Linked DNA regions of Homo sapiens: region 1 is linked to region 2. Evidence: read pairs that join two places in POLR2A ChIA-PET (ENCODE). Cell type or tissue: CD4-positive, alpha-beta T cell. All regions are shown on one strand. Links, peaks and the distances in the headings refer to the core of each region. The heading gives the core; the rest is flanking DNA. Region 1 holds the start of ZNF263 (zinc finger protein 263). Region 2 overlaps ZNF597 (zinc finger protein 597).

Evidence for each region. ChIA-PET counts read pairs that join two places held together with the same protein. Peaks named below come from ENCODE experiments on the same cell type or tissue, not always from the same donor. Only the 100,000 strongest peaks of a DNase experiment are listed, where the experiment ranks them.
Region 1: POLR2A ChIA-PET joins it to region 2 with 10 read pairs; 17 of 35 experiments call an interaction of 5 or more read pairs at or near these places.

What each region holds. Positions count from the first base shown.
Region 1 is chr16:3,277,745-3,288,508 of GRCh38, forward strand. ZNF263 (zinc finger protein 263) reads left to right here and starts at 5,747. Exons shown (of 6, transcript NM_005741.5): 1 at 5,747-6,461; 2 at 7,315-7,495; 3 at 7,937-8,010; 4 at 8,279-8,405; 5 at 10,710-10,764. The coding sequence starts at 6,075. RefSeq lists enhancers at 4,720-5,225, 5,336-5,525, 6,236-6,739 and a silencer at 5,896-6,055. In CD4-positive, alpha-beta T cell, for the core only: no CTCF peak of the experiment used is centred there; DNase peaks (open chromatin) are centred at 5,167 and 5,687; H3K4me3 peaks cover 2,706 bases; H3K27ac peaks cover 1,712 bases.
Region 2 is chr16:3,427,092-3,437,855 of GRCh38, forward strand. ZNF597 (zinc finger protein 597) reads right to left here. Exons shown (of 4, transcript NM_152457.3): 4 at 5,323-10,447. The coding sequence ends at 9,333. Among named protein-coding and RNA genes, the nearest start is that of ZNF597, 11 kb to the right of the region's middle. RefSeq lists enhancers at 4,360-4,861, 4,628-4,797 and a silencer at 5,058-5,107. In CD4-positive, alpha-beta T cell, for the core only: no CTCF peak of the experiment used is centred there; a DNase peak (open chromatin) is centred at 4,910; H3K4me3 peaks cover 608 bases.

The DNA.
Region 1 (10,764 bases), core at 1,921-9,920, 150 kb before region 2:
GTGGCACAATCTCAACTCACTGCAGTCTTGACCTCCCAGGCTCAAGGGATCCTCCCACCTTAGCCTCTGGAGTAGCTGGGACCACAGGCATGTGCTACCATGCCCTGATAATTAAAAAAAAAAACTCTGTAGAGAGAAGGGCTCTCTCTGTTGCCCAGGCTGGTCTTGAACTCCTGGCTCAAGCAATCCTCTTGCCTCGGCCTCCCAAAGTGCTAGGATTACAGGTGTGAGCCACTGTGCCCAGCATAACAGGCAGTTTTTCAACATTAGAACAAAATCTAGGAGTACGAAAGGCATACTGGAAAAATAATAAACAAACATTAGAACAAAAACAAAATAGGGGGAAGATCCTTTTGTGCTCAATTCAAAGCTATTCTCCTCCAATCTCTGGGAAGAGGAGTGAATTAATTCTGCTAGTCAATGCACTGATTTAGTTTTACCTCATTTTTTGAATATTTTGATAATAAAATTATCTAAGAACCAAAATATCAAGTTAATCTTCCTAAAATTCTGACTATATTAAAACTGAGAACTATTCTCTTATTGAATCCAAGAGAAGAGAGAGGTAAATGTGGTAGTTAAACTATGTCCTGGATTAATTTCAGTTAAGAGACTTTCAAATAAGAATTAGTATCTGAACTGGTTTGGTTGGCAACCAGCAAAAACAATCTTTACATGTTTGTTTTAGCTGAAGCCTAGAAGTAGATTGTCTTGATATTAACCAAAACAAATATCTAAGAGTGTTTCCATCAATCCAGACAATTAGTAAAATGGTCTCCAGTGTGGTCTCCCCTGTGTCCTGCCATGCCTCCCCTCACTGACAAAAGTTTGGGTTGCACCCTCTTTCCAAGTTCTTTCCTCTCCCTCCTCATCTTGACAGTTTACTGGTCTGAAAAAAAAAATAGGTTGGTAAATAGTGATCTAATATGCAAATAGAGGAATATGTCTAAATATTAACATTATCAAACAATATTAGTAAGACAGTTTGGTTAATGTTAGTCCAAAGGAAAATTTAAACTCCAGAACATTTAATCAAAATATAAGTGGCGTAAAATGTCTCATTTTATCTTTTCATGAGGAAAGGTAATATATTCCATATTAATAAAAATAAAATGCATTTCAAATGAAATGCCATTTAAATTTGCTATTTTGTTTATGATTGGATTTCAAAGCTAGGAGTAGGATCAAAGAGCATGTGGTACAGGTAAAAGAAAACCCTAAATCCAGCGCTTTGGGAGGCCGAGGCGGGTGGATCACCTGAGGTCAGGAGTTCAAGACCAGCCTGGCCGACATGGCAAAACTCCATCTCTACTAAAAATACAAAAATTAGCCAGGCATGGTGGCGTGTGCCTGTAATCCCAGCTACCCGGGAGGCTGAGGCAGGAGAATCGCTGGAACTTGGGCAGAGGCTGCAGTGAGCCTTGACTGCGCCACTGTACTCCAGCCTGGGCGACAGAGCAAGGCTCTGTCTCAGAAAAAAAGAAAACCCTAAGTCATAGATCAAAGGAATGCTGTAGTCAAGTAAACGAGGGGAGAGACCAAAGCTGGGGGGAGTGGCAAGTAGCAAAGGCTTAGAGTGGCAGAAGCTCCCGGAGGCTGAATGTACCCTAAGATGAAAGACAGGAAAAGCATCGATTTAAAATGACGGCTATGTTGCCCAGGCTGGTCTCAAAACTCCTGGGCTGAAGCAATCCTCCTGCCTCAGCATCCCTAATAGGTGGGGCTACAGTTGCATGTCACCACAACCAGTTAATTTTTAAAATTTTTTTTCTGTAGAGACGAGGTCTTGCCATGTTGCCCAGGCTGGTCTCAAAATCCTGGCCTCAAGTGATTCTTCCACCTCAGCCTCCCAAAGTGCTGGGATTACAGGCGTGAGCCACAGTACGTGGCCTAGTCTTGAAAGTCTTAACACTGTAGATTTCACCAAATGTCACTTTGAAAACCAGGCACAGATAACTGGCCCCTTGAGTACAAAGGAATCTGTAAGAGCTAGTTAGGGAATGAAAGAAGTCCCAGAGACAGAGTCTAGTACCCATGAGACCTAAAACCAGGAGTGGTAAGGGTTCTTTGTCGAAGATTCAAATTTATTTTTCTCTGCAACAGTCACGAAGTCACCTGCAGCTGAGGATGAGAAAACACAGTTAAGTCCTCACTTAACATCACTAATACGGTAAGTCCTCACTTAACATCATTGATAGGGTCTTGGAAACTGGGACTTAAAGGGAAAAGACATATAATGAAACTAATTTATTTTTGTCATCAACCTTATAACAAAATGTGCTTTCACTTAAGATAACAGTTTCCAACCTATCTAGGACATTGAGGACTTACAGTGTTAAGAAAGTAGAATCTGTACTGGTTTCAAAGGCGCTTACTTCTCTTCACTACTTACTTTTCACCAAAGCCCTAAAGTAGCAGTTCTTAGTCTTTTTGGCGGTTTTTAGAACTTGATGAAAGCTATGAACCCACTTACTAGAACATACAGATACACACACACACACACACACACACACACACACACACACACACACACATCCAATTTTGCATACAGTATCAAAAGGTTTACAAAAATCTCCAAACCCATCCATGGATCCTCTGGAACTGCATTGGCCAGTATGGTAATACTTGGCAAGACTAACTCCATTTTAAGTGCCCATTGGCTACCATCACAGAAAGTTCTATTGGATAGCACTGCTCCAGACATGGAGGCAGCTTAAGAACCCTGGCCCTGGCCGGGTGCAGTGGCTCACGCCTGTAATCCCAGCACTTTGGGAGGCCAAGGTGGGCGGATCACCTGAGGTCAGGAGTTCAAGAGCAGCCTGGCCAACATGGCAAAACTCTGTCTCTACTAAAAATACAAAAATTAGCCGGGTGTGGTGCGTGGTGCCTATAATCCCAGCTACTCGGGAGGCTGAGGCATGAGAATCGCTTGAACCTGGGAGGCGGAGGTTGCAGTGAGCTGAGATCCCACCACTGCACTCCAGCCGGGGCGATAGAGCGAGACTCCATCTCGAAAAAACAACAAAAAACCCCTACAAATCTGCTGGCCTGTTAACACCACTCCTAGTCTAATACCAGCTAGTCTGTTTTCCACATACTGGCAGATCACAAAGAATTGGAGGAGGACTACTACCACCACTGATTTTGAATAACCCTGAAAGTTCATCTTTTTTTAAAAAATTAAATTATTATTGCTATTTTTTGAGATGCAGTCTTGCTGTCGCCCAGGCTGGAGTGCAGTGGCACAATCTCAGTTCACTGCAACCTCTGCCTCCCAGGTTCAAGTGATTCTCCTGCCTTAGCCTCCCCAGTAGCTGGAAATACGGGCGTGCGCCACCATGCCCGGCTAATTTTTTTGTATTTTTAGTAGAGACGAGGTTTCACCGTGTTAACCAGGAGATGATCTCGATCTCCTGACCTCGTGATCCGCCTATCTTGGCTTCCCAAAGTGCTGGGATTACAGGCGTGAGCCAGCGCACCTAGCCTAAATTCATCTACTTTTAAGTACCTATAAATAGCATAAAATCAAAAGGACCTTAGATAGAAAATGATTAATCCCTCATTCTCCCTATCTCAAGGTATGTGTAGTTCTGCAAACATTCCCATGCCACAGATTCTGCAATAATAATCTGAGTGGCTTTTCTTTTTTGAGATAAGGCACACATTCAGGAACTTGCTGTGCATGCGTAACAGCTACTATTTATCGGATTCATACTATGTGCCAGGTACTGTTCTAAGCATCCTGTGTAGCTCCGCTCATTTCATCCTAACCCAGTGATATGAGGTGAGGTGCGTATAGTAGTCCCTCAAAACAAATGAGGAAACTGAAGTTTGGGGTTTAGTGAGATTACATAAGTTGCCTGAGATTACATAGTAAATGTCAGAGAAAAGTGGTTTTGAGGCTAGAGTCTTCTGCAATTGGTTATGAGTCTAGAATCTATGTCTCTTGAAATAGGAATGTCCAATGATCGTGCCATTGCACTTCAGCCTGGGCGACAGAGCAAGACCCTATCTCAAAAACAAAAGAACAGGAATGCCTAAAACCACCAGAATGGTCCTAGGGAGCAAACAAGGCTTTCCAAACTGGACCTTGAGTGCTATGGGGTCGCTGGCTCTGCATCTGCCACGACAGCCTGTGGATCTGTCATCTTCCCTGGAATAAAATTTTTAAAAAAGGCCAGGCGTGGTGGCTCACGCCTGTAATCCCAGCACAGTGGGAGGCTAAGGCGGGCAGATCACTCGAGGTGAGGAATTTGAGACCAGCCTGGCCAACATGGTGAAACCCCGTCTCTACTAAAAATACAAAAATTAGCCGGGCGTGGTGGTGGGCGCTTGTAATCCCGGCTACTCAGGAGGCTGAGGCAGGAGAATCGCTTGAACCCGGGAGGGGGAGGTTTCAGTGAGCCGAGACTGCGCCATTGCACTCCAGCCTGGGCAACAAGAGCGAAACTCCGTCTCGGAAAAAAAAAAAAAAGAAAAAAACTAAAATATCAGTACTCTTTTCACTTAGTCATCACAAACCCCTTTAATCCCATATTACCCTCTACTATCATGGTAGCCTCACCTTTGACGACAGACTAGCTGTGTGACCCAAGTAAATGACTTCAGTGCCACCACCTGTAGGAAGGGGCTGCTAATAGCATCTGCTTCATACTAACGTGTTTTCAGGATCGATCTGCATATAAACGCTCAATACACGGTAACTGATTGTCACATTCTATCCCAGGACGCTTCCATTTGCGGATCTCATGGCCCGGAGGACCTGGGCCGCCTCACAACTGGGCAGCCCCGCTCACCGACACAAAGCCCACAACCGCGCCCAATAGGGAATCGGCCCTGCGGCCCTCCTGCCACTCGCCCCCAACTATCACAGTCCACGGCGGAGCTGGAGGCAGATCCCGCCCTTGCAGGGCTGGGTAAGAGACTGAAACTTGGAGAATGAACTGCAGGCGCTGCACATCTCGGGCAGATTTAAAATTCGGTCTAAAATCGGAAGCAGGTGCCGCGAACCCAGACCCGAGCGCTCCTCTGGGACGTCCAGCCGCAGAAGCGAGCCCAAAGCCCAGCAGGGTTCTCCGCGGGACTCGGGGTTTCAGAACCGCCGGGCTCTTGGGCGCTCGCCCAGGGCGCACGCGCAGTCGCGAGGCCGCGCCGCGGACTGCATCTCCCAGCAGGCCCCGCGCAGCAGGCCACGCGGCGCCACTGACTGGGCGGGCGGCTAGCTCCCTGGCCTCCCCGACATGCCGAGGAGCCCCTGGCTTCCGGAGCCGACGAGGCCGCAGGGGCCAATGGGACCATCTTCAGCCAGCCCAGAGTAGCCGAAGCGGGTGGGGCCTGGCTTGGGAAAGGATTCATCCGGGGAAGCTGATTAACAATTCAGATTTCCGGGTCTCACCCCGACACTGACGCACTGGAGAGCGCGTGGCCCTGGGATCTGCGTTTTCCCAAGCGCTCCGGAGTAATTCTAACCCAGGTTGCCCGCCAGTCACAACGACCTCAGGCTTGTTTTCTTCGCTTGGATCCAGCTGCCCTGCCCCCAGTCACTCCCAGAATTTCAGGGCGCGCCCCGTGGCCCCGCCTCTCGTCTCCAATTGGTCCCTCGCTCATCCAGTCCCCGTAGGCCAATCTTCCCTTCTCATTGGTAGGCGGTGAGTGTGTGGAGAAACCTGACCTAATGGGCGCTGGAGTTCGCAAAACGTGACCCGGAAATTGGTCACGAGCAGGCGCCGTGGGCTTGTGGACGCCTAACTTGCGCGCTGAGATTTCCGGCGTGGGAGCAGAGGTCTGAGTCTTGCGTGGGTCCTCTATATAGGGTGAGAAGCGTGGCGCTCGGTTCCTGCCTCGGGGAAGTCCTGGCGCAGATGGGCCACGGGGCCGGCGTGGCGGCGCCTGGGACCGACTGAGGCCTAGGCGCCGGAGCCGGCCGCGCCTGGGCTGGAGCGGGGCTCCTCGGCCTGGACTGGGAGCCCCCGGCCCCGGGCTCCTGCTGGCGCCGTCCAACCTTACATGGGTTCAGGGCGCCTTCGTAGGCGGGCACGGCTGGTTTCGGGCTAAGGCGCTCTGGAGACCTGACGATGGCGTCGGGCCCGGGCTCCCAGGAACGGGAAGGGCTCCTGATAGTGAAGCTGGAGGAGGACTGCGCCTGGAGCCAGGAGCTGCCCCCACCTGACCCAGGACCGAGCCCCGAGGCCTCCCACTTGCGCTTCAGACGGTTCCGCTTCCAAGAGGCAGCTGGTCCCCGGGAAGCCCTCAGCCGGCTCCAAGAGCTTTGCCATGGGTGGCTTCGGCCTGAGATGCGCACGAAGGAGCAGATCTTGGAGCTGCTGGTGTTAGAGCAGTTCCTGACCATCCTGCCCCAGGAGATCCAGAGCAGGGTGCAGGAGCTGCATCCGGAGAGCGGCGAAGAAGCGGTGACCCTTGTGGAGGATATGCAGAGAGAGCTTGGGAGACTGAGACAACAGGTGAGAGAGAGAGAGAGCTGTTTTATCTGTGGTTTGTTTAGCCCTGAGCACTGGGACATTGCGCCCCCGGTCGAATTCAAGTAAATTGCCCTGAGTAGACCTTACGTGGGGAAGAGGACTTGTGATTTAACCTGGAACACTCATCCTCCAGATTTTCCCCCAAATGAACGAAAGCAGTGAAGAGTGCCCTGTTTCCACGCGGAGGCGGTGTCCCTGCAACAGTTAGTGTTAGCCATGGAGTTAGATCGCCAGCGTTCAAATCCTCAATCTGCTAGTACTAGCTTTGTTACTTTGGCAAGTTACTTGATCTCTTTCGGCCTGTTTTCCTATTCGTAAAATGAGGATATTAACATACTTTCTAGGGCTTAGAGGGAGAGCAGCATGTAAAGTTGTGAACACTACTAGCTTATGAGTGCTTAGTACTTGTTACCTGTTGTTATGTTAGGGTCCACGGTCTGGTCTTCTCTGCAAAGCTGGGCCTCCGTTAATTGTGAACTTTGAAAGATAATTTGGCACCGAGGCCCTGAGGTCATTGGTCCCCAGGGCTACCCCAATTTAGCCTATCCTATAGTGAGGAATAGAAGCACCTAGAAAAGGTGGGGAGAGCAAAAGGGAGTGAGGTGTATCTTAAGAGCTGTGTGGGGAAGGTGTGCTCTGGGAGTGGGCCCTTTCCCTAACCCCTCCCCCTGCACATGGGATCAAAAAAGCCTTTAGTGTAAACCATTTTTCTGTTACCTGGGCCCAAAGGGATCGCCTGAGGTTCTCTGTTGAAGGTTTGCTCTCAGTATCCTATACTAATTTCCCTTCCTCTTGGGCCCTGTTGTGATGATGAGTGATGTGGGTTGGTTCCCAGGTCACAAACCATGGGCGGGGAACAGAAGTGCTTTTGGAGGAGCCTTTGCCTCTGGAAACAGCACGAGAGTCACCGAGCTTCAAGCTGGAGCCAATGGAGACTGAGCGAAGCCCTGGCCCCAGGCTGCAGGAGCTGCTAGGCCCCAGCCCCCAAAGGGACCCCCAGGCTGTAAAGGAGAGGGGTGAGGCACAGTTATCTGGGCAGGTGGGAGGGAGGAGGGGCTTGGGGGTTGCCCCCGACACTAGCTGGATGTAGCAATGATGCGAAGGAGAAGGAATTTCTGAAGATCAGGTTCTCACCTGTGGAATGAAAGACCTGCAGTTGGTGGTGTGGGTTCTCCTGGGGCTGGGGGAAGGGAAGGGAGTCTCAGTAGAGCCCTTTTTTATGCAGAACAGAGGCGATTTAGAACCACTTGAATGACGCAGGGTTTGGAGTGCTACTCTTGGTACTCCTTCCCTCTCACCCTGTCATTTTGGATATCAGCTGATTAGGCCTCTGTGCAGTTTAGCGTCATTCCCAAAAGCAGAGGCTGGGTGTTGGGGAATGGATACTGTGTTTTAATAATCCTTGGGTTGCCAAGAGTTAGGAATGCCATTCTCATTATAATTTCTGTCACCTTCAGCATTATCTGCTCCCTGGCTTTCTCTTTTTCCTCCTGAAGGGAACATGGAAGACAAGGAGATGACTGGGCCCCAGGTGATGTGGAAGTTTCCATTGTCTCCCCCCAGCACCCTTCCTCCCCTGAGTGTTGGGGGTGGGGGTTCTCCATGTGGAAGGTCCTTTGTCCCTTACCACAGCGTCTCCCCCACTGCTTTGTCTATTTCACACCTCACTTGGAGGCCTGATACCCTTCTTCCCCCCTGACATGTGCTTGGCATCCCTGGATTTTGCCCCTTTAACCCATGACTCTGCTTGAATTGTTCTTGGTGCATCAGGGGCTAAAGGAGATCTTGTGCTGTTTCAGTTGCCTGAGAGCTTAGAGGACGTGGCAATGTACATCTCCCAGGAGGAGTGGGGGCATCAGGATCCTAGTAAGAGGGCCCTCTCCAGGGACACGGTGCAGGAGAGTTATGAGAATGTGGACTCACTGGGTAAGGACTTCTTTTCCAGGGATGATGACTGCGCCATTTCTGACCAGGGTCCTGCCCGTTATTCATTCACCTCCTGGACACAGACTCTGAGTTTTGCCAAGAAGCCTCCACAGGAGACTTCCCTTTGTCTAAAGTCCCCTGTACGAGAGTCATGTATCTGCCAAGTGGTACAGTTGGCACAGGCAGCCCGGGACTGGAGTCCCAGCTGCCAGAGCCTAAGGCGAGTCTGAGCCATGTGCACTTCCTAGGGCAGAGCAAACCCAATGCGGTGACAACCTGCCAGCATCACACACATGCAGTATTCCAGGATGCTGGGGGGCTCTAAATGGTTGATTCCTTGCAATTTTCAGATGCTTATTCTTATGAGCTCGCCAGTGTTTCCTGTGTTCCGTTAGTGTTTCTAGGCTCGTCCCCAAAGACAAAAATTTCAGGGGTAGTAGGATCAACATTCCAGCCTATCATCTCTCACAGCCCATAAAAATTCAGAAAGTGGGGAGGGTCTTGTGGAAATTTGGAAACAATGTATAGCTCCAAAGTAGGCCATATCATAAATTAAGATTTACCTATGTCTTGTACTGTACTCAGAGTTTTAAAATTATGCCTACGGAATATGACAGACTGACATATAGTTGGATTTAGGTGGAGGATATGCTTGTATTTATTGTACAATTCCCTCAACTTTTCTGTATGTATGAGAATTCTTTTAATAAAAAGTTGGGGAAGTCTTAACATAAAACAAGACTGTGTGTACATTATGATTATACCTATGTTGAAACACACCAGTAGAAAGACTCACTGGTGTGGTGGTGGTAGTCCCAGTTACTCAGGAGGCTGAGGGGAGAATCACCTGAGCCCAGTAGGTCAAGGCTGCAGTGAGCTATGATGATGCCACTGCACCTCAACCAGGTGACAGAGTGAGACTCTGTTTCAAAACAAACAAGACACACCGCACATTGTTTCCATATATCAGGTTTGCCTAAAAAGTATCACAACTGTACATTTGTTGACACTAATTCTGCAAACGCAATCTTGCTCACTGCAACCTCTGCCTCCCGGGTTCAAGTGATTCTCCTGCCTCAGCCTCCAGAGTAGCTGGGATTACAGGCATGCGCCACCACACCCGGCTAATTTTTTGTATTTTTAGTAGAGACAGGATTTCTCCATGTAGGTCAGGCTCATCTTGAATTCCCGACCTCAGGTGATCCACCCGCCTCCCAAAGTGCTGGAATTACAGGTGTGAGCCACCACACCCGGCCTTTTTTTTTTTTTTTTTTTTTTTTGAAGTGAGTCTCACTCTGTTGCCCAGGCTGCTCTGGAACTTCTGGGCTCAAGCAGTCTTCCTGCCTTAGTCAGGAAGTGTGCCACTGTACCAGTTTCCATATTACTTTTCACTGCTGTGATGTCCAAAGTTGAACATGGCCCTTTTAGTGAGAGATGCTAAATAGGAAAAGATCAGATTACAGCTTGTTGGAATTAAACTTCTGTTGGAGTCCATGTTTGCTGGAGGTGGAGGTTTTTGTTTTTCTTTTTGGCACAGCATAGAAATGGCACTTGTGGGTTTTAATCTCATGGTCCTCTTAGAGCCCTGGGTCCTTTTCTGATTGTCTATTATGTTATATTTTCTTTCCCTGGAGTTGTCCGGTCAAATTTAGTTCTATTTTGTATTTATATGTAGAGACAAGGCCCTTTTATGATATTAAATGGATTATTCAAGGAACTGACCATGTTCATTTTATAGTTATTTCAATTACAGTAGTGTACATTCTCATTGCAAAAAAAAACATTCCAAGTACCATGAATATTTAAAAAAAAAAAAAATTGGCCGGGCGCAGTGGCTCACACCTGTAATCCCAGCACTTTGGGAGGCCGAGGCAGGCAGATCACTTGAAGTCAGGAGTTCGAGACCAGCCTGGCCAACATGGTGAAACTCCATCTCTACTAAAAATACAAAAATTAGCCGGGTGTGGTGGTGCACGCCTGTAATCCCAGCTACTTGGGAGGCTGAGGCAGGAGAATCGCTTGAACCTAGGAGGCAGAGGTTGCAGTGAGCGGAGATCGTGCCACTGCACTCCAGCCTGGGCGACAGAGTGAGACTCTGTCTCAAAAAAAAAAAAAAAGTCTCCCTCCCCTAATTTCTTTCTCTAGAGGTATCCACTGGGAACAGTTTGTGTATATTCCAAGTAACTGCTGTCAGATTTATGGAGCATTCTGTATTTATCCACTGAGGGCAGGGAACAAGACTGTTTCCCTACCCTGGTAGAGGAAAGTGGCAGTACAGAAATCTGTTTCTTTCATTGTGAACAGAGTCTCACATTCCCAGTCAGGAGGTCCCAGGCACCCAGGTGGGACAAGGAGGAAA
Region 2 (10,764 bases), core at 1,058-9,057:
TCCTGCCTCAGCCTCCGGAGTAGCTGGGATTACAGGTGCACCTCCCTGACAACCCCCAACCATGCCCAGGTAACTTTTTGTATTTTTTAACAGAGAGAGGGTTTCACCATGTTGACCAGGCTGGTCTTGAACTCCTGACCTCCACTGATCCACCTGCCTTGGCCACCCAAAGTGCTGGGATTACAGGGGTGAGCCACCGTGCCTGGCCCCTAGTTTTATCTCTGAATGGAGTAGTGGCAGAGGGGAGAACGACAGTGAAGTTCCCACATGCCTGTTCATGCTCCTGGAGGTCTATTGTTTACCAGCCCTATCAGCTACTCGATGTAGGCTACTTAGAAGCCCAGCGTTCAGGCAGCAGTTGGGAAAAATGTGTAGATAAATCCCTTTTAGGGAGACTGTGGAACTGCTTTTTTAAATTCTTTTGTTTCTTTTCTTTTTTTTTAGAGACAGGGTCTCACTCTGCCACCTAGGCTGTAACGCAGTGGCTCCATCATAGCTCAGTGCAACCCTGAATCTTGGGCTCAAGCGATCATCCTGCCTCAGCATCCTGAGTAGCTAGGACTATAGGCATATGTCACCACACCTGGCTAATTAAAAAAAATTTTTTTTTGTTTTGGTAGAGGCAGGGTGTTTGTATGTTCCCCAGGCTGTTTTCAAACTCCTGGCCTCAAGTGATCCTCTGCCTCAGCATCTCAAAGCACTGGGATTACAGGCATGAGCCATGGTGCCCAGCAGATGGTGCATTTCTGCCTGCTTGCTCTGCACTGACCCTGGGGGACAGCCGCTGAAAGTGCTCACATACCTGTTTAAAATGTCCTCTTATGGCTGGGCATGGTGGCTCACACCTGTAATCCCAGCACTTTGGGAGGCTGAGGCGGGTGGATCACAAGATCAGGAGATCGAGACCATCCTAACACTGTGAAACCCCATCTCTACTAAAAATACAAAAAATTAGCCAGGCATGGTGGCAAGTGCCTGTAGTCCCAGCTACTCGAGAGGCTGAGGCAGGAGAATCGCTTGAACCCAGGAGGCAGAGGTTGCAGTGAGTTGAGATTGCGCCACTGCACTCCAACCTGGGCAACAGAGAGAGACTCTGTCTCAAAAAAAACAAACAAACAAAAAAAAAAAACCCCACAAAATTAGCTGGGCATGGTGGTGTGCGCCTGTAATCCCGCCTACTCTATAGCCTAAGGCAGGAGAATCGCTTGAGCCCAGGAGGCGGAAGTTGCAGTAAGCCAATATTGTGCCATTGCACTACAACCTGGGTGAAAAAAGCAAAACTCTGTCTCTAAATAAATAAATAAATAAATAAATAAATAAAATGTCCTTTTTTCTCAGGGGACTCACAAATACTAAACCCTGCCATTCCCGGGATAAGAAGATTTAGGAGCCAAACTCTCACGTGGAAACTGTTTAAGTTTGGGAGCGATATGTCTGGCCTCAACCCTTCATTCTTCAAAAATCTGGTATTTCGGGATTCCTTCCCAATTGTAAGATACTGTGCCCAGGTTTTTGGTTTACATTGTGTCTCAATTTGTTGGTATCCATTTTGATGTGGATATATTATCAGTTGCCAGTGTGTGGGAGTCTCAACTAGTTTCTATATTTCTCTCAGAGAGAACTGATCCATGTGTAGATACTTATTCAGTGCATCCATGGAAGGAAAGAAAGTCAGGAGTCTCCCATTCTGTATCTTGTTGATGCCCAATCAGTGAAATGAAACTTTTTTTTTGGGCAGGGAGGGAGTTCTCATTCTGTCACCCAGGGTGAGTACGGTGGAACAATCACAGCTCACTACAGCCTCCACCCAGGCTCAAGTGATCCTATCACCTTAGCCTCCTGAGTAGCTGGGACTACAGGCATGTGCCACTACGCCCGGCTTTTTTTTTTTTTTTTTCAGACAGAGTCTCCCTTTGTCCCCCAGGCTGGAGTGCAGTGGCGCGATCTTGGCTCACTGCAACCTCCACCTCCTGGGTTCAAGCAATTCTCCTGTGTCAGCCTCCCAAGTAGCTGGGACTACAGGTGCGTGCCACCATGACCAGCTATTTTTGTTTTGTATTTTTAGTAGAGATGGGGTTTCACCATGTTGGCCAGGATGGTCTCAATCTCTTGACCCCGTGATCTGCCTGCCTTGGTCTCCCAAAGGGCTGGGATTACAGGCGTGAGCCACTGTGCCCGGCCTAATTTTTAAATTTTTGGTAGAGATGGGTCTTATTATGTTGCCCAGGCTGGTCTGGAACTTCTGGCCTCAAGTAATCCTCCTGCCTTGACCTCCCAAAGTGCTGGGATTACAGGTGTGAGCCACTGCACCGGCCATCTTTGCTAAATTATTACCTTCAAGCCTATAAGGTATCATTATATATTTATCCTGGAAGCTTTCTTAGTTTTTTTCTAAACTCCTTACAGCTTCTTTGGGTACACTGTTACACCTCTTGCCTACTAGTAAGTGACAGCACCAGTATCTATTCTCCTTTCTTTTTTTTTTTTTTTTTGACAAAGTCTCACTCTGTTGCCCAGGCTGGAGTGCAGTGGCACAATCTCGGCTCACTGCAACTTCCGCCTCCTGGGTTCAAGCGATTCTCCTGCCTCAGCCTCCCAACTAGCTGCGACTACAGATGCGCACCACCATGCCCGGCTAATTTTTGTATTTTTTTTAGTAGAGATGGGGTTTCACCATATTGGCCAGGCTGGTCTCGAACTCCTGACCTCGTAATCTGCCCACCTCGGCCTCCCAAAGTGCTGGGATCACAGGCATGAGCCACTGCACCCGGCCCTCTGTCAGTCTTTAAGCTGAAACCAATGGTATAAAAGTGACAGAGCCGTAGTAGTTTCAATCAGTGCATAATTTTAAGCATCTACCATGTTCCTGGTCTCTCCTCCCATGGAGACAATGAAATTTTATTAGTTACATAATTAATATTCAATTACAAGCATATTGCTATAAGGAGGGTAAAACAAAGAATGTAGGAATTGAAAGGGATGTTCCAAGTAAAAGGAAAAGTATGTGCACAATTCTCAAAGAGCTTGGTATGTTTGATGAATTGAGAGAAAGTGTAGCTGGAGAGGGGTAAGAGAAAAAGAACAGCTGGAGTTGACACTGGCAGGGAAGTAATGACTAGGAAGGTCATGTTGAAAATTTAAATGTCCCTAAGGACAATGGGAAGCCAATGGAAGGTGTCAAATTGGATGATGAAATCATCATAATCATCTGGTACCTGGCCCTCTAGTTCTGTGCAGCAAAGACTGGAAAGATGAACATCTAGTGTTGTCTTCCCGCAATAATGCTGGAATTTTCTGCTGAGTTTCAGGGAGCAAACATTTTTTAATACTTCTTTTATTAAATGGCAGTGTGTTAGCTGTGTTGACAGAGAACAAGTGTGATATGAAAGTCATCAGCGGGCTCTTTCAGGTAACCCAGGTGAGTACTGTTGGATAGGATGGGGACAGGGGAGACAGAAACATTCAGGTTTTGGTGATACTTTTGAGGTAGAATCCATGAGACTTGATGATTGAGTGGATGTGATGTCTTAGTCTGTTCTGGCTTCTATAAAAAGTTACCATAAGCCAGGTAGTTTATAAACAACAGAAATTTTTTTCTCATAGTTCTAGAGGCTAGGAAACCCAGATCAAGGTGCTGGCAGATTCATTGTCTGGTGAGGGCCATTTCCACAATGGCACCTTCTTGCTGGGTCCTCACAGGCTCGAGTACAGTGGGCCAATCATAGTTCACTGTAACCTCAACTTCCTGGGCTCAAGCAATCCTCCTGCCTCAGCCTCCCAAGTAGCTAGGACTACAAGCACCAGCCACCACACCGGGCTAAATAAATTTTTTGAAAAGATGGCGTGTCGCTATGTTTCCCAGGCCGGTCTTGAACTCCTGGCTTTAAGCAATTCTCACACCTTGGCCTCCCAAAGCACTGGGATTACAGACGTAAGCCACCACACCCGGCCTGCAGTCTCTTTTATAAGGACACTAATCCCAATCATGAGGGGTCTGCCAAAGTCCCCACCTCCTAATAACATCAGTTTAAGTGTTAGAATTCCAACACATGAATTTTTAGGGTACACAAATATTCAAGCCATAGCAAGAGGAAAGAGGGAGTGTTTGTTGATAGCATGAGCAATTGTATGGATGTGGCCCCACATACTGGAGGCAAACAGATCAGGGGCTAAAAGCATGAGTTAAGGGCATGTGTTTTGATGCCTGAGAGACATCTAAAAGACGACTCCTGTAGGCACCTGAATGTAGGAATCTGGAGTACATAGAAAAGAAATTGGAGCTAGACCTAAAATGAGGTCTTTGTAGCCATGGAAGTGGCTAAGCTCACCTGGGGAGATACCATTTACCAAAGGTAAGCCGAGGGTACATTCCAGCTAAGTAGAAGCATGTTAGAATTTGGCTGCAGAGAATGCCAAAAGCCTAAGAGATTGGTACTGGTTCTAAAGAAAAGACACTCTACCCAGCACAAGTGAGATGTACAAAGTGCCCATTTCAACAAGCCAGAGACACACGTGGTAGTCAGGCCCACAGCTCTGCATTGCCTAAGTGAGATTAGAGCTGGGACGGTGGCCCGGAGCTGCTTCTCCAGTCCTAACGCCTAGAATCATGGGATGGAGATTCGTGTTAGTGCCCGACAGTCACACCCATGATACCCTCCTGCTGATGCGGAGGAAGAGACCTGAGGAGTTCCTCCGCAAACACTCTTACCCGTACTGCTAGATTTACACGGAGATCACCTAGCGATATGCAGTGGATATGGCCAGGCACATGGCCAAACCCCACCACTGGATCTCCACCGTTCACCACAGTCCACTTGCCCCAGGAATGCGCAGGCGCTACCGGAAGCGGGCACCGGAAGTGGCTCGGCTCGTGGCTTCCGGTTCCTCACCAGTGTGCCGCTGTAGCGCAAGTCATCTCGTTGACACTTCCGCTGACCCGTGCAGTTGGTGGCCAAGCTGGAGACCCAGGATCTCCCTGAGGCCGCGCGAGGTCTTCTGGGAGTCCTACTCACCACATCCGCTACTCGGAATCCAAGCTTTAAGTGGCAACCCGTGCCAGGCAGTAGCTGCTCCGTGAAGACAGAGGTCCTTGCCCCTGTACTTCTGTGTACAGCAAAGACGAAAGGAAATTGAGGTCTAGCGCTAGCTTCCCAGAATGACCCAGAATTTTCTGCTGAGTTCCAGGGAGCAAGCGATTTTACTTCCCTTATTAAGTAGCACGAAGTCCTTCACTCTCTGTCTCTAAACCAGAATCCTAACAGTCTTCAAAATTAACCTGATTGCCACCTAAAACCACGTATTTTTTTTAAAAAGTTCACTTCATTGCCATCATCATAAAATAGCATTTAATAGAAGCCAAATTGCACATTAGACGTAATCAATAACTTCAGAGCTTGCAAACTAGAGTGAAGACTGATGAGAATACGTCAAAAAGAGTAAGACCCAAAACATTGAATAAACAGTATAAGTGTATACAATAAATAGAATTCTGAGGTATCCAAAGGAACTGGAGATTACAGCACATTCTTACGTTTACACAGAAGAATATTTATATTGTATTCCCCCCCTACAGACTTAATGCAAAGAGGACTGTCAATTTTAAAAGACAAAACACCTGTACTACTTAGATGGGCCTTGGAAAGATGGGTAATGGTTATCTTTGAATCAGATCAATAGCTCTTCTAAATTACAAAACTAAACCAGATGAATACATACACTTCTAATGTAATGAACATCATTTTGTTAAACAGATGGTCAAAGCAAATACACTTTCCTACTAAAATCCCACAGGGATAACAAGTTTAATGAACATTCAAAATAGACTATTCATATAAACTATAACCTGCTATGTCTCCCTTTGTACACATAGGCAGTAAATTGCAGATTACTTTGATCAAACTCTGCAGTTTCAGATTGTATGACATCTTATGCTGCAGTCACTAGAACATTGCCACTTAATTATATGGAAACTCAGGAGGCAAAGACTCAAAATGGCATTTGCTGTGAAATGTCATTTGAGTTTTAACTCCCTGAATTATTGGGTTAGTCATTTTCTATGTTAAATGAGGAGGTGTCAATAGACTACCACCTGTAGCAACAAAGCTCTAAATAAAACTATTCTGAGTCGACCTCATTCAAAACAACTACATTCCACAATTTCTTAAATTATAAAATGTAAACTGCTGACATCTGAATTCCATTGGAAAAATGCTGTTTTCATCAATGACGACTGTTTAAAAGACTGTTTAACTATTCCAGCAATCATGTTAAGGAACTGTTGGATATACATTTTCATCACTGCATCAACGACAAAAACGGAGAAATTTGTCTGAGTCAATTTATTCAGCACAAAGTTTTCACTCTCATAGTGTGTTGATTTCCATGCTGCAAAATGCAGTTAACCAATCATTCATAGCAATAAACTCTTGCATTTAGTTTTTCATTCCCATATTAACTTTTATCCAGTATTTGTGAATAGCACCTAACATGGAAGGCTAGTATCTGAGTTAATGACAATTTTATGGAATTTATCTCCATCAGTTGACACTGTAAACAGAAGGGTGAAATGCCATCATCATAAAAAGCCTGAAGCTCACCAGCAGATATATCTTTTCCTTCAATTCCCTGGGGGTAAAGCAGCTTGAATTACATCTAGCAAATGTATTTAAGTACAACTGCACAATAAGCACAACTGAAAATATGCCTCTTTCACAGTAACTGACACTTCCGGGGTTTTCATTTTTTTCTGCATACTAATCATTAACAGTATTATACCAAAAAGCCATTTTAGTTCTACCCACACGTATGTTAATGTTTCTGAAAAGGGCTATTTTTTCTAATCTTTTAGGAAGTTTGTCGTAATCTTCCAAAATCTGGAGAAAACTGCAAAAAAAAAAATTAGAGGTTAATTGTGAAGGAAGACTCGTGTGGAAAGGCAAACTTCCATATTAAGGTGCAGAACAGGATGTATGGCACAAATTCTCACTTTCTGCTATATTTTCTAGGAGCCAAAACAAAAATGACAGCATACATCTTTTATATCACCCCCATTCTGTCCAAGTGCCTTCTAAGATATTCCCCTCTACTTCTTTCTGCAGCAACTCTGCTAATCCAGACCTTTCCCAATTTCATCCCCCATCCTGTGACTCATTAGATCTTTGACTGAACTCTTAGGGCCCCTGATATGTGCTGATGAGGCTCCTGCCAGTTTCTCCCACTGAGGGCAGAAGCAGGAGAGCAAGGAGGTGGTGTTCTTGTTATTTAACAAAGGTCATGGTATCTCAGAGTTGCCTAATAAGTAATCTAACTGGAGACTATCTTTCTACACATTTCAAAGCACCTCAGAGAAACCTGGAAGCTGGTGTCCTGTCTCCTAAGAGTGGAGACATCAGAAACAAACAGCCAAAGTCTGACCTTGACATACAGAGCAGCACATTGTCTCAACTGTGGATCTGCAAACAAGAAACAAGACAAGAATGACAAAGAGAGAGAAACTCTCTCTGGGTTAGGGATGTTTTTGTTAGTTTCAGTTTTTCTCTCACCTGAACAGTATCTTCCTGCCTCTACTCAGTAATAAGAGCTTAGCTGAGTAGCCAGCATTTTTTGTATATTTAGTCCTCAATCTGCTGTTCTGTAGGACCACCTTCTGCTACCTTCCATATAATTAGTCCTCAAGAGTCCTTTATCTTTTCTCCCAGCAAAAATTCCCAGCAACAATTCAATTTTAGCAAATATTGTACTTTTATACTGTCTATTTAAATAGAATGAGAGCATTCTTCCATCCTAATCAAAACCCATGTAAATATTGTTTTGCTGATAGGCATACAATCGACTTTAATGAGAAATTGTATATGAATCTATATTTACAACATTCTGTGGTTCTTTAACATTAATAACCATACCATTTAATAATATTTTGCTCCAGTATTTATCTATAATAGCAATATCTAAAGATCTATATATTATCAAGTATTTTGGTTAAAATCTAACAATTTTCTATATGCATTTTCTTTGGAGATGGAGAGGAAATGTTATGGGTGTTTTTTAAAAAACCAAAACCCAGTTAAGACCTTCAGTATTGTACTCTGCCAAGTGTGAAATCTCTCATCTGATTAGAGGGACAAGAATTCAAACCTGAAGTCCTGGAGAGTCTTCTGCTGCTTTGTAACTGTATATGTTAGTCAGGCTTTGGGTACAGCACAAAGGGAATGAAGGGGTTCCAGGATGCAAGCACACAGAATCGCCTCCATGAGGACCACCCTCACCTATCTCAGCTCCCCTTTCCCTGGCTGCCTGCAGTGCTACTACGTGGTGCAAATGCCAACAAATGCCGCAGTCTTGCAGACTGCATGGCCTTTGGAGTCAGAGAAACCCAAGCTTAATGTCAGTTTCACCACAATGTGATTTGTGTGCTGGGCAAAGAACTGACTTTACCCTCTGAGGACTTCAGTTTCCTCGTTTATGAAACAAAGATTTTTTTTCTCTGTCACAGATTCTGAAGATTAAATTACATAATATATCTAAAGTAGCTAGCATGCTCACTGAGAAACAATTACAATTATTCATAGTAAGACAGGTAATGTGCTTCAGTAGCAATTTGGAGGCAAATCTTAGAAAAGAGCAAGTACTTCTCCCCCTCCCCAAGTCAAGTCCAGCCTCCAGAAAAGGGCTGCAGTTAGACTTCCAAAACTCCTTGCAAACAATTGGGTCCTAAATGCCAGTATGTGCCCCTGGCATCAGAACCATGACAGAGAACTCCGGATACTAATGGCCATCAAAATATAAACTAGTCTACCCATTTGGGAACTTTTACAGGGCAGAAAAAAACTTCTGAACGCCTGTGGGAATTCACATGTAGAACAGCAATCTTATACAAGTATTACATTCAAATAGTTATAGCAAAAAAAAGTATAAAACATATAAAAGCATTTACTTTCCTAGATATGTCTGCAGAACTGGCAAAATATAAATAAATTCTCCTCCTTCTAAAAGTCAGAAACTACGTAAACAAAATTAAAATAACTTTAGCAAGAGCCTTCATTTTAATGAAAATTGAATTTAAACAAAAGTTGTGTATCTTCTTCTGGCTCACAGTTGTACAGTAACTGAGTTCAAATCCTGGGTTCATTCACTAGTTTAGTGACACGGATTTTGCATCCCTACTTATAAAATGGAAATGATACTGCCTAAATCACGGTTGTGCTGAGAATTAAGTATTACATGGGAATGTGTGTAAAGTGCTTAGCACATTGCCTGGGACATATACAGTAACTGCTTCCCACCATACAGATACTGAAAAGCCCAATCACTAATAACAATTTGTTATATTTACTTTACGTGGTGTTTTTTATGTGAGTTCGCTTATGAGTAATGAGATGCAAATTCGACTTGAAAGTTTTCCCACACACGGTACATTTAAAAGGTTCCGCTAGCATGTGGCTCTTCTGGTGGCATGCAAGTTCTGAGTCCAAAGCAAAACTTTCCTCGCATGTTTTGCACTTATGGGGCCTTTCCTCTGTATGAATGTTCTGATGGGAAATAAGCTCAGAGAAACAAGGAAAGGTCATGTCACAGTCAGGACACTGTAAGGGCTTGAATTTTGAGAATGAGAAGAAATTGTCCCCATCATCGCTGCAGCGTTCAGAGTCCTCGTCGTGGCTCTTCTCGGAAAGGGCAGGATATAAGGACTGCCTGAAGCTCTTCATGCACTTAGTGTGCTGGTACTGGGGGCCTGATACGAATGTTTCCTCAGGCAAAGCAAGATTTGGTTTCTCATTAAAATGTTTATCACAGTTAGTAGATTCGTAGGTGTTTTCAGCACTGTGGCTTTTCTGATGCTGTGCCAATCCTGGGAGCCACATAAAACCTCTACCACATATGCTACATGTATAGGGCTTCTCCTTTACGTGGCTATTCATGTGTCGGGATAGATGAGAGTGCTGGCGAAAGCTGGCACTGCACTTGGCACACTTATAAGGTTTCTCACCAGTATGGATTCTCCTGTGTGTCCTCAGGTTGGCTCTATGATTGAAGATCTTTCCACAGTCACCACATTTATGTTTTTTCTCTCCTGAATGAATTTTCTGATGCAAAACTAGGTATGAATGATCGCTGAAGTTTTGGTCACACTCAGGACATTTGTACACATTTTTGGCTCCTTCCCAGGGAGAATCAAGAATTTCAGAAAGTGTGTTGGTTCCTAAATATTCAGAGAGTTCTACTAATGGGGTGTGGTTTTCAATGGTAACTAAAAGGCTGATGACCCTTCTCTTGTAAGTGGGAGTTCCACTTAATATTTTCGCTTCAGGGTTTCCAACTCCATCCTCAGAGGATTTTTCTGGGTAAGGGACAAGGGGTGCAGCAATGGGGTACTTTTCTAAGGCAAGCTCGTCAAGTTCCATAGACTCTAGGCTTAACTGCTGATTAATCTCAGGCTTGCCTTCCTCTCCTGTTGATAAAAACAAAAGAAAGCAAAACATAGACAATATCTTCAAGGGATACTGGGGAAAAAGTAAGCTAAGGTAGTTACAAACAGGACCAGGAAACCTTAGAAGGGTTATTCTATAACCCAGACACTAACCACACAAAATCAGGACCAAGCAGACTCTCCTGGCCTCCCAGAAGATCCAGTTTTGGGTGAATATCCAAAGGTAAGGAGAGAATAGCTATAACTAAGTCAGAGTCCAGTGGGATAGGTACTAAGGACAATCTCAGTAGCAGCTATCTAGAGGTGAACTTTTCCATCTAATCTATTTAGGCCTCAAG